Linked DNA regions of Homo sapiens: region 1 is linked to region 2. Evidence: read pairs that join two places in POLR2A ChIA-PET (ENCODE). Cell type or tissue: GM12878. All regions are shown on one strand. Each heading gives the region's core, and the rest is flanking DNA. Links, peaks and the distances in the headings are about the cores only.

Region 1 (5,603 bases), core at 135-5,134, 260 kb before region 2:
TCGCGCCATTGCACTCCACCCTGGGCAACAAGAGTGAAACTCCGTCTCAAAAAAAAAAAAAAAAAGTGCCAGTTATCATCATGAACAGCAGACAAAATGAGACAAAATGATGTATAGAATTTAATATCTTCATAACAGGTTTATTTTAAGGATTCAGAGATAAGTCATGTAAAGAACTTAATGTGGTGCTTAGCACATGGCTTTCAGGAACCAGAAGTAGTTGTTACTGTTATATCAGTTTTGTGTAAAAACCACTTAGTTTGGGCCCAGACTCATTAAAGGATGGCTTTTGCCCATTCTACATAGTATGGCTTTTGCTAATTTGCTAGCCTTGACTTTTTTTTTTTCTTTCCATAATGACATTTTTTAAAAAAGCCACTATAGTATTATTGTTAATAGAATTAACAGAAATTCCTTAATAAAAGCCATTCTTAGTCCATATTCCAATTTGGTGTCATCTCAATATGTCTTTTTATGGTAGTTTTGTTTGAATCAGTCTTAAGAGTCTGTATATTGCATTTGCAGTTAGGCAGCTTAAGTAAATTTTATTCTATAACAGCCCTCCCCCACTTAAATGTGAAATTCCCCACATTCTGTGTTTGGCTTTTCCAGTCTTATGGTTTCCCAGCAATATGTGGTTTAAAAAGCCCCTCCAGGCAATTCTGATGCTCAGGTTTGCTGTAAGTTTGCTATAACCTATTTCTCTGTTTCTTGTCTTTCCTGAAAACTTGAAGTTCGATTTAGATATTTTATCATATTTACATTCCCTTTTTTTCAATAAAATTATTTTGTAGATGTTGTGTACTTCCTATTCATCAAAGTTACCTACCTGGTTGCCCCACTTGTAGTGATTTCAGGTGGTATCAGCCTTATTCTTCTATTACATAATTTGCCCTTTAACTAATGATTTTAGCATTCTTTGTTGATCATTGCCTGAATTCATTATTTTGTTAGAGTTTGCAAAATGGTGATATCCTGATTCTCTAATTTTTTATGCATTTATTTGCTGGAATAACTTTTATCAACTATTTGGTTACTCCTTGCTACAGAAAAGGGAGCATAAAAGGTGATTTCCCTTTGTCATTTTCCAAAGTAATTGGTAATGAGCTGTTCACTGCAGGTTTTTTGTTTTAATTATCATCTTAAAAGATTATCATGAGCTATTGGATTTTAGTGTGTTTTAATCCACTCCTGTCAAATTGTCTCATATTTGGCCAATGGAAGCCTTTTTAGGTTGACTTCTGTTTCTTTTTGACATGACCTCATTAATCTTTGATAACTTCTTGCTTTCTTCTGGCCTATGTCTTAATCTACACTCCTCCTTCTAAGAGTTTATCACCTTTGATTTATTTTAGATTCTGGGATGTGCCAAGCTGTACTGCTCCCTGTTCTTGATATAGTCCCTTATACCTTTTTGTTTGGCTTTTTGTAGTGATCATCTGGGCTTATTCTAATTACTACTTCCTCCAGGAAGCCTTTTCTGATTTCTTCCAGACTAGAGTAGGTCTGACTGTAACTTTGTTTCATAGCTTATTGCATGTCCTTCTGTGACATCTGTCATAGTTGTCATTGTCCACGTCTCTCTTCTTTGCTTACTTGAGCCTTTTCTTCAGTGTTAAGCATCAAGATTTATTTTATAGTCAGAACTCTGTAAATTCACGTAAGGGGTTGTGTATGGGGAATAGATGCCTAGGTTTTTGGCTGGAGCAACTAAGTAGGTGCCTTTTTTTTTTTTTTTTTTTTTTTTGAGACAGGTTCTTGCTCTATCGCCCAGGCGGGAGAGCGGTGGTGCGATCTTGGGTCACTGCAACCTCCGCCTCCTGGGCTTAAGCCATCTCCCCACCTCAGCCTCCCGAATAGCTGGGACTGCAAGGTGTGGGCCATCATGGCTGGCTAATTTTTTATTTTTTGTAGACACGGGGTTTCGCCACGTTGCCCAGGCCAGTATAGAGGCTGATCTTAAACACGCTATCAAAAATAGCCACCTTCTCCCCATTTTCTGTCAGAACACACACTTTATATCCATTATAGCTCTTTTAATAATTTATTATAATTTGTCTCCCCCAAGTTCACATTGTTGTGCCAGTGGACAGCACAGTGCCTGAGCATATGCTGAGGAAATATTTGTAGAATGAATAAATGAAATAACAATTTTAAGGGCAGAGGGAGAGGGTCAAAAGTTCTGTTTTGGATATTTGGTCTGGTTTTAATTGCCATTGAGATGCCCACGTAGAGATGACAGTTTAATAAAGTCAGTCTGGAGTTCACAGTAGAGATTGGGATTGCAGATATGAGTTTGTGTGTATGGTTAGTATTAAAACTACAGAATGGAAGAGATCATCTAGGAAAAGGGTGTAGATAGAGAAGTGGAAAGGACGGAGGGCTTCGCCCTGAGGATGTGTTAAAATACACAGATCTGAGAGAGGAAGATATACCAAGAAGATAGATAGGGAAAAGCCAGGGATGTGTGGTGTTAGGGAAGCCAAGAAAAGAAAGTGTTTAAAAAATGATAGAGTGAGTGATAAATTGTTTGTATACTGGTTGCTGACAGGTCTCGTGAAATGAGAAACAGAAAAGTGTCCATTATATTAGTCAAGATGGAGGAAATTGGTGACCTTGATGGTTTTTTGGTAGGGAGGATAAATGTTTGGGGGGAAAAGTGAGATAGATGTGGAGTAAATGTGAGGAAATGGCCCCACTACTTAACTTTCTATTATTTCTATAGGATAAATATTCTGTAGTGCCGAGTTATTTTTTCACTTGCAGTGTTCTGATTTTATGTCACATTTTGAGCTTCTGAAGTTCTTAAAAGCTAGCTTCATAATATTACCAACAATTATAAGAATCATGTTTCAGAAGTTTTGTTTTTTAAATGGGATTTTTAAAAATTTGTCATACCCACAAGAATTTTTATTTTACTTAATTTATTTTAAATATATGTATTTTTAATTGATTGGATTATACACGTCCCAGCCTCTTGTAACCACTATTCTACTCTACTTCTATGAGATCAACTTTTTTAGTTTCTAAATGTGAGTGAGGACATGTGGTATTTGTCTTTCTGTGCCTAATTTCACTTAGCATCATGTCCTCCAGGCTCATCCATATTGCCGCAGATAATAGAATTTCATTCTTTTTAATGGCTGAATAATATTCCATTGTGTATATATACGACATTTTCTTTATCCATTCATCTGTTGATGGACACTTAGGTTGATTGCATATCTTGGCTAGTGTAAATACTGTTGCCGTAAATATGAGTGTGCAGATATTTCTTTGACATACTAATTTTCTTTCTTTTGGATATATATTCAGTAGACAGATTGCTGGATCATATGGTAGTTTAATTTCACAGTAAGAAGTGCAAATATTATAATTTTGGTTGTTAATTTTATCTGCTTTTTCATCCCTAAGTAGTGGAATTAGATTTGTTTTTTACACTGGGTTTATTGAAAAAAAGAGAAAAATACAGCTTTAAAGTGTAGTTTATGAAACTTGGATATCACTTCTTTTTTTTTTTTTTTTTTTTTTGAGACAGAGTCTGTCACCTAGGCTGGAGTGCAGTGGCACAATCCCGGCTCACTGCAACCTCTGCCTCCCGGGTTCAAGCAATTCTTATGCCTCAGCCTCCCGAGTAGCTGGGATTACAGGCACGTGCCACCACGCCCAAAAATTTTTGTATTTGTGTTTATTTATTTATTTTAATTTTTGTATTTTTAGTAGAGATGGGAGTTTCACCATGTTGGCCAGGCTGATCTCAAACGCCTGACCTCAGGTGATCTGCCCTTCTTGGCCTCCCACAGTGCTGGGATTACAGGCGTGAGCTACTGCACCTGGCCTTGGATCTCACTTCTTACTAATATAATAATTATCTTAAATCCTATTGATTTTAAACTTGCTTAAAATAACTTCCCATGTAAAACATAAGATAACCTCTTTCATTTTAAAGGAGTCCTAATCTACTCTCTCTTGATTTTGTTTCTGTTTCTGGGACCACCATTCTCTTAGTCTACCAAGTTGAAAATCAGAGATCATTGTTTATTCCTCCTAGTCTTTGATTGCCATATTTGCTCATTTGTTAAGTCCTGTTGATTCAGATTCTTAGTAGCTTCAGTTCTTTTTCATTTTCCACTGTCATCACCTTATACAAACCGTTGATGCCTTTCTTGAAACTTTTCCATTACTTTCCCACTTCTTGTGTGTTCTGTGTTCCCCTCCACACCATACTACTACTTTTTTCAGCAGGAAGACAGGGTCTCACTGTGTCACCCAGGCTTGAGTTGGAGTTCAGTGGCGCAATCCTAGCTCACTGCAGCCTCAAACTTCACTTCGAGCAGTGGTCCCACGTTGGCCTCTCAAAGTGTTGGGATTACAGGTGTGAGCTGCTGCACCTGGCCCCACACTGTTCTTCTAAATTGATTTTCCTAGATCATAATTCTAATCAAAACACTCAGAAGTCTTGACTCCTCATTAAGCAATGAGGATTGATCTGTGCTGCACACTGTTTTATGTGCTTTACACCTATTAACTCATTTAATTCTCACAATAGCTTTATAAAGAGGTCTGATTATCCCTGTTTCATTGATGAGGAAACAGGCACAGAGAAATTAAGTATCTTACCCCATGTCACGTGGCTATTAAGTGATGAAATTAAGATTTGAACTTAGATGTTTAAGTTCTAGAGCCTTTGTTCTTAACCAAGTTCAAAGTCCTCAGTTTGGCTTATCAGCCTTTTATCAAGTTGTAGCTGGTGTGATGGACTTGATGAGTTCAGATCCATGCCCCAGTACTGCGGGGTGTCTGTGTGTATGCTTGCATCTCTTAATTCTGAAATCAGACCACTTGGTTTTCAAACTCGAGTTCTCACACTTAATTGCTGAGTCCTCAGGCTTCATTCTCTTTTGTCATTAGGTAATGCTAGAAGCAGTGCCTCTTGATCTGTTATCTCATACCACTCTGCCTAGGAGACAAGACTCTGTACTCCAAGATTTTCAGCAAAAGTCCTAAACTCGGTGCTGTTTATATCACCCTTGAACTTATTCATGGTCATCATGACCTGATTGGCTTAGGCATAGACTACCTATTTTGGTTACTGTGGCAAGGGGAATGGAGTTGCTCTGATTGTGGTAGTACATCTGGAGCTAGTAGTGAGGTCAGTCTCCCACAAAATGCTGGCTGAAGAGGGGGAAGTAGATACTGAAGAGATAGTCCCAGTATTTATTATACCTACCTTCTGATAGTTGTTTTGAGGATTAAATGGCATAGTAGGTACTCAGATGTTAGAATTTCTTCCCACATCCCCTGCTTTAGTTCAGTATGTGCTGTTATAACAGAATACCAGAGACTGAGTAATGTATAAAGAAAAGAAATTTATAAGGCTCATAGTTCTGGAGGCTAAAAAGTCTGAGAGCATGGTGCTGGCAGCTGGTGATCCCGTGGAAAAAGGCATCACGTGGGCAAGAGAAAATGCGGGTGAGAGCAAGGGGGTGCTGAACTCACTTTTATAACAAACCCACTCTCGAGATAATGACCTTAATTCATTCATGAGGGCAGAGCCCTCATAACCTAATCACCTCTTAATAGTCTCACCTCTCAAAATTGTT
Region 2 (5,603 bases), core at 332-5,331:
CTCTGCCTCCCAGGTTCATGCCATTCTCCTGCCTCAGCCTCCCGAGTAGCTGGGACTACAGGCACCCGCCACCATGCCCGGCTAATTTTTTGTATTTTTAGTAGAGACAGGGTTTCACCGTGTTAGCCAGGATGGTCTCGATCTCCTGACCTTGTGATCCGCCCGCCTCGGCCTCCCAAAGTGCTGGGATTACAGGCGTGAGCCATCGCGCCTGGCCCCTAGAAGCATCTTATAATTCTGGTGGCTTACTTTTAATTTTGTAAGGCCTCCATTGTCTTGTGCTTCAACTAGTGTCTCCTATCTCTTGTGTGTATCATTTTCTTCTATTTCACCTTCTGTGCTTCCAGAGTGATCTTAACAGTAGGTACCCTAAGAGGAATATTGAGTCATAAGGTATATACATTTTAAATGTAGCCTTACATTTGCTCCCCAAAGTGGCTACTCCTCAAATTGTTGTCCAAAATGTTTATACCAGTTCATACTCCCATTAGCAGTTTATGAGAATATTGTTTTCCTCCATAATTTTTCCTGCATTTTGTATTATCATACTTGTTTTTTGCCAATTTGATGGGGAAAAGGTATTTGTTTTAGTTTTTATTTCCCTGATTACTTGCAAGGTTAACATTCTCTTCCAGCTGTTTTTTTTTGTTGTTGTTGTTGTTTTGTTTTTTTCCTGCTGTTGTGACCTAAGTGGCCTTATGTTGAGATGGCAGAGCCAAAAATACCTAAACAGTTTGGATATCTGAGTCTCTGTATACTAAGGCAGTTGCCCCAAAAGTTGCCTGTACACTTCACTAGGGTAAGCCTTAGTGATCTGAGGGCCCCCTATTGTTGTAACAAAATCTAGTCTAACTGAGAAATATAGTAGCTCTTATATCACTGCCCTTCCCAGAAACCTATAGTAGCTCTATATTGTCTATAGGAACCAAATTCAAAATGCCTAGCTTGGCATTGCTGATTATATTCTACCTCTAGCCTTTTCTCAATACCTCTCTTTCCCCACCCCCCTCTATATATACAAAGTATTCAGCAGACTTTGTAACTTCATAATGTCTGTATTCAAGTTGTTAGCTAAAAAACTTTCTTGCTGCTTCAAATAAAACTAACAGTAGGCCTTGTGGACATGTGATCTCCAGCAGAGCACAGAAGTTCAGATATAGGAAATGGATGAAGGATGCTGTGGAAAATGGGAAGTTTTGTCAGACCTGGTGGGCTGGAAGGACAATGGGGTAAATGAATTGAGTTTGCTGATGAAAGATCAGCTGTTGAGTCCAGGTAGATCAGGAAGAGAAAGAGAAAGGGCAGGTAAGCTGAGAGATAGTGGAGAAGATTTAGGGAACCAAGAACTTCTCTTGGAGGAAAAGCCTTTCCTTTTTGCTTCATTTGATACAAAGAAAAGATAAACTACTGGGTGTTGTGAACTCCCAACCAAGTATCAGGAAACAACTTAGTAGGAAAGAGTAACGGATTTAGTCAGGCTGCCTGGGTTTCAGATCCCAGGACCCCAGTTTCCTAGCCATGTGACCCTGGGAAACCTTTATAACATCTCTAAGATTAGGTTTCCTACTCTATAAACTGGGTATAATCATAGTATTACCTCATCTTGTTGTTTGAATGTTAGGTTAGATAATTATGTGAAAGGCATGTAGAAGTGTATGTTTGGTACAAATGGTGGGCACTCAAATGTTCATTGCAGTCAGCATCATTATTCCCATTGTGTAAGGAGGTTGAGGGAATTCCTGTATGAAGTTTTCTTCATGAAGTAGAAAACAGATGCTATTTGCTTATAAATCTGTCTCCACTGTCCAGTATTAGACTGAGCTCCTTGAAGGCAGGGCCCATATGTTTTCATTTTTATGTCATCAGCAGAGTTCCTGGCACAAAGTAGAATATAACAGAAAAATGCTAGAGTCAGACCTGGGTTTGATTCCCAACTCTACTGCTTACTTGAGTGTATGATCTGGGATAAGTTGCTTAATCGTACTTCCTCTGTTTCCTCATCAGTAAAATAGAGATAATAATAACACTTCCTTTTTAGGGTTTAGTGAGGGTGAAGATTGCTCAGTACATTGTCAGTACTATGAAGCCACTTGGGAGACTTCTGGCTTTGGTTCATTGTGTTACTTTTATGAATGACATTCTTCTCCTTGGTCTTCTTACCTCTGTAGGAATTTGCAATATATACTATCTCCTACCCCTGACACCCCAACCAAACACCACACATTTTGAAACTATTTTCAGTGTTTGCCTTTCCAACTACTTCATTCCCAGATGAGGTTTTTTTTTTTCATATCTAAATGATAGAAACTAAGTGGGAGGAAGGTCTTTGAACTGTATCATACCCTCATCAATATTCTGTATTGTAAGCAATTATGACTTTGTTAAATTTTTTGCTGCCTTTTCTGATATACATAGTAGAGCTATAAATGGCCTCTAAGCATGACTTTAACTTATCCCACAGGTTTTCATATATAGCATCTTAATTTTCTGTTTTAATATTTTCTAATTTCCAATGTGACTTCATGGATTTATGGGCTATTTCAATAGAGGATTGTTTACAATTTTCTAACATGATAGTTTTCTATTTATCTTTTTGTTATGTATTTCTACCTTATTTGCGTGTTATTGCTGAATATTCCCTGGTTTCAGTCTTTTGTAATTTGTTGAGACTTGCCTTAATTGTAAATTTTTACAAATGTTTTTATTTGTGCCCTAAAAGAAAATGCATTCTGGAGTTTTTGGTTCCATTATTCTATGTCTATACTCTTTAGGTCGTTTGTTAATTATGTTCGTATCTTTTATATCTTTACTTGTTCTGTTTTCGTGTATTTTGCTTATTCAGACTGCTACTGAAATCTGTATTAAAAATTTATGGCATAATTGTAGATGACATTTTTGCCTTATAAATTTTTTTAATTTTAATTTATTTGTAATTCACAAATAATAATTGCATGTATTTATGGGGTACAGTGTGATGTTTTGATACATGTTCACATTGTGAAACAAATCAAGGTAATTAATATATCCATCACCTTGGCCAGGCAAGGTGGCTTACGCCTGTAATCCCAGCACTTTGGGAGGCTGAGGCAGGCAGATTACATGAGGTCAAGAGCTGGAGACCAGCCTGGCCAATGTGGTGAAACCCCTTCTGTACTAAAAATACAGAAATTAGCTGGGCATGGTGGTATACATCTGTAATCCCAGCTATTCAGGAGGCTGAGGCAAAAGGAACACTCAAACCCAGGAGGCAGAGGTTGCAGTGAGCCGAGATTGCGCCGCTGCACTCCAGCGTAGGTGACAGAGCAAGTCTCTCTCTCTCTCTCTCTCTCTCTCTCTCTCTCAATCTCTCTCTCCCCCCTCCCTCTCCCTCTCTCTCCTCCTCTCCCTCTCCCTCTCCCATCTATAAGCTATATCAGCTTTCTTTTGGTTGTGTTTGCATGGTCTATATTTTTCCATTCTTTGATTATTTAATATTTTCCCCTCTGTTAGCTTTATAGTTATACACTTTTTTACTATGCTTTTCTTAAATCAGAAATTACAAAACACATTCTTCACCTATCAAGTCTGCTACTACAGCTTCATGGACAGTGCAAGGAACTGAGAGCACTCTAATAGCTTCATTTACCCTTCTCCAGACTTACATTCTGTAGTTGTATTTTAATTACTGTATTTTAAACTTCATGGGATATTAATGTTACTATTTTATATAGTAAGCATTCATGTAGATTTACCCACACATTTCCCATTTTCCTTGGTTTTTCTTCTTTCTTGTTCCTGAAAGCTTCCATCTGGAGTCATTTTTCTTCTCCCAGTGGATTTTATTCATTGTAGGACTGCTAAGGAATTATTTCCTTCAGTTTTCTTTATTTGAAAATTATTTTTTCCCTTTTTTGAGGACTGTTTTTGCTAGGTATAGAATTTTAGCTCTTGGAGATATCACTCAATTGTCTTCTGGCTTCCAGAATTTATGTTGAGAAGCCAGCTGTCAGTTTAATTGCTTCTGCCAAAGTAATCTAATCACTCTGGTTTTTTTTCCTGGCTACTTTAAAACTTTTCTCTTGATACTCCACCTCACCCCCTGCCACATGTACCCTGGTGTGCATAGGTATGGGGGGATTGTTTGTTTTGGGGTGGGTTTTTTGTTTGTTTGTTTGTTTTTTTATCTTGCTGGGAGTTTTTAAACCTCCTTGATCTGTGACTTTAGATCTTTTGTCACTTTTGGAAAATGCTTAGCTATCATCTTGCTTCTGTGTACTTGCTCTTCTCAGGCTCTGGTTTTTCAGATGTCACATTCTCTCACTGAATCTCCTGTGGCTCTTACCCCTTCTCTCCCACCTTCACCTTTTTTCCTCTCCATGCTTCATTCTGGATATTTTTCAGACTAGTCTTTACTTTTCAAATTCTCTTCTTAGCTCTGTCAAATCTTTAATTAAGCCCACTTGTTGGCTTTTTAATTTCCATAATTGTATATTTTAGTTCTAGATTTTTCATTTAATTATTTTTCTTTCTTTGCTGATATTGTTAGTCTTGTATTTTTCTCTATATATATGATAGATCACTAACTGGACCAATTCTGACCAGTGAGCTATATGACCTGTGAGCTAAGAATGATTTTTACATTTTTAAGGAGTTGTTAAAAAGATGTAAAAAAAAAAAAAAAAAAAAAAAAAAGCATACAACAGAAACTGTATGTGGCCTGTGAAACCTAAAATATATATTCTTTGGCTCTTAACGAAGATGTTTGCCAACCCCTGGTATATATTAAAGACAGTTATTTTAGAGACTGTGTCTGGTAACCCTATTATTTGAAACTTCTTTGTTAGTTTCTGGAGTTTATTCCATACTTTTTATCAGTGCCATCCTGTCTCGTCATATGTGCCTGGTTTTATTGGGCTGAGCAATGGATGTTGTATATGTGAAAAAAAATTTTTTTAATTGAGACCTAGGATGACTTTCTTCCTATAGTGAGGATTTGTGTTTGCTTCCAACAGTTGATTGGAAATGCTAGTAATCCTGTATAACCTTATTTTAGCATCAGGCATTGAGGTCATTCTAAAATTAGCATCAGTTTACTTTTGGGTGACATTTACTCTAGAGTCTAATTTACTCTCCAGGGTCCCAGTGCAAAGATGGCCCTTCCATCCTAGGCCTTGGAATTTAACTTTTGTCCCTTTAGCCAGTGGCTGTCACAGGTACTTCTTGGCCTTTTAGCCTTTTCTTTAGGAATCAGAAAATATTCTTAGGAGAAAAAGTAACGTCAGAGGCCAGATACTGTGTGTGTGTGTATGTATGTATGTACTTCAGGTTTTCTGTTTGTCTTAGTACTAGGATTCGTCTGAATTATCTAACATACCATTATCAGCAGGGGAAGTTCGTGATGTACTTTATGTGTAATTTTTATAATTACATTAACTCCTCTTGAGATAACATAATTCAGACTCAGTCATTCCCTCAGAATACATTTAATATACACTATGTGTGTGTTTCTTTAATGTTTTTCATTAGTAAAGCAATGAGGAACCCTATTTTAAAAATTAAATTGATTTTGATAGCCCTGAATAGCAAGTTGCAGAGAAATCATTTGGAAAATAAATTAGCATACT

What was found. ChIA-PET counts read pairs that join two places held together with the same protein. Peaks named below come from ENCODE experiments on the same cell type or tissue, not always from the same donor. Only the 100,000 strongest peaks of a DNase experiment are listed, where the experiment ranks them.
Region 1: POLR2A ChIA-PET joins it to region 2 with 5 read pairs; 1 of 35 experiments calls an interaction of 5 or more read pairs at or near these places.

Annotation. Positions count from the first base shown.
Region 1 is chr5:131,786,623-131,792,225 of GRCh38, reverse strand. All of the region lies in intron 1 of FNIP1 (folliculin interacting protein 1), which reads left to right. Among named protein-coding and RNA genes, the nearest start is that of FNIP1, 7.6 kb to the left of the region's middle. In GM12878, for the core only: no CTCF peak of the experiment used is centred there; no DNase peak of the experiment used is centred there; H3K4me3 peaks cover 330 bases.
Region 2 is chr5:131,522,348-131,527,950 of GRCh38, reverse strand. The region is part of intron 6 of RAPGEF6 (Rap guanine nucleotide exchange factor 6); the gene reads left to right. Among named protein-coding and RNA genes, the nearest start is that of RAPGEF6, 110 kb to the left of the region's middle. In GM12878, for the core only: no CTCF peak of the experiment used is centred there; no DNase peak of the experiment used is centred there; H3K27ac peaks cover 278 bases.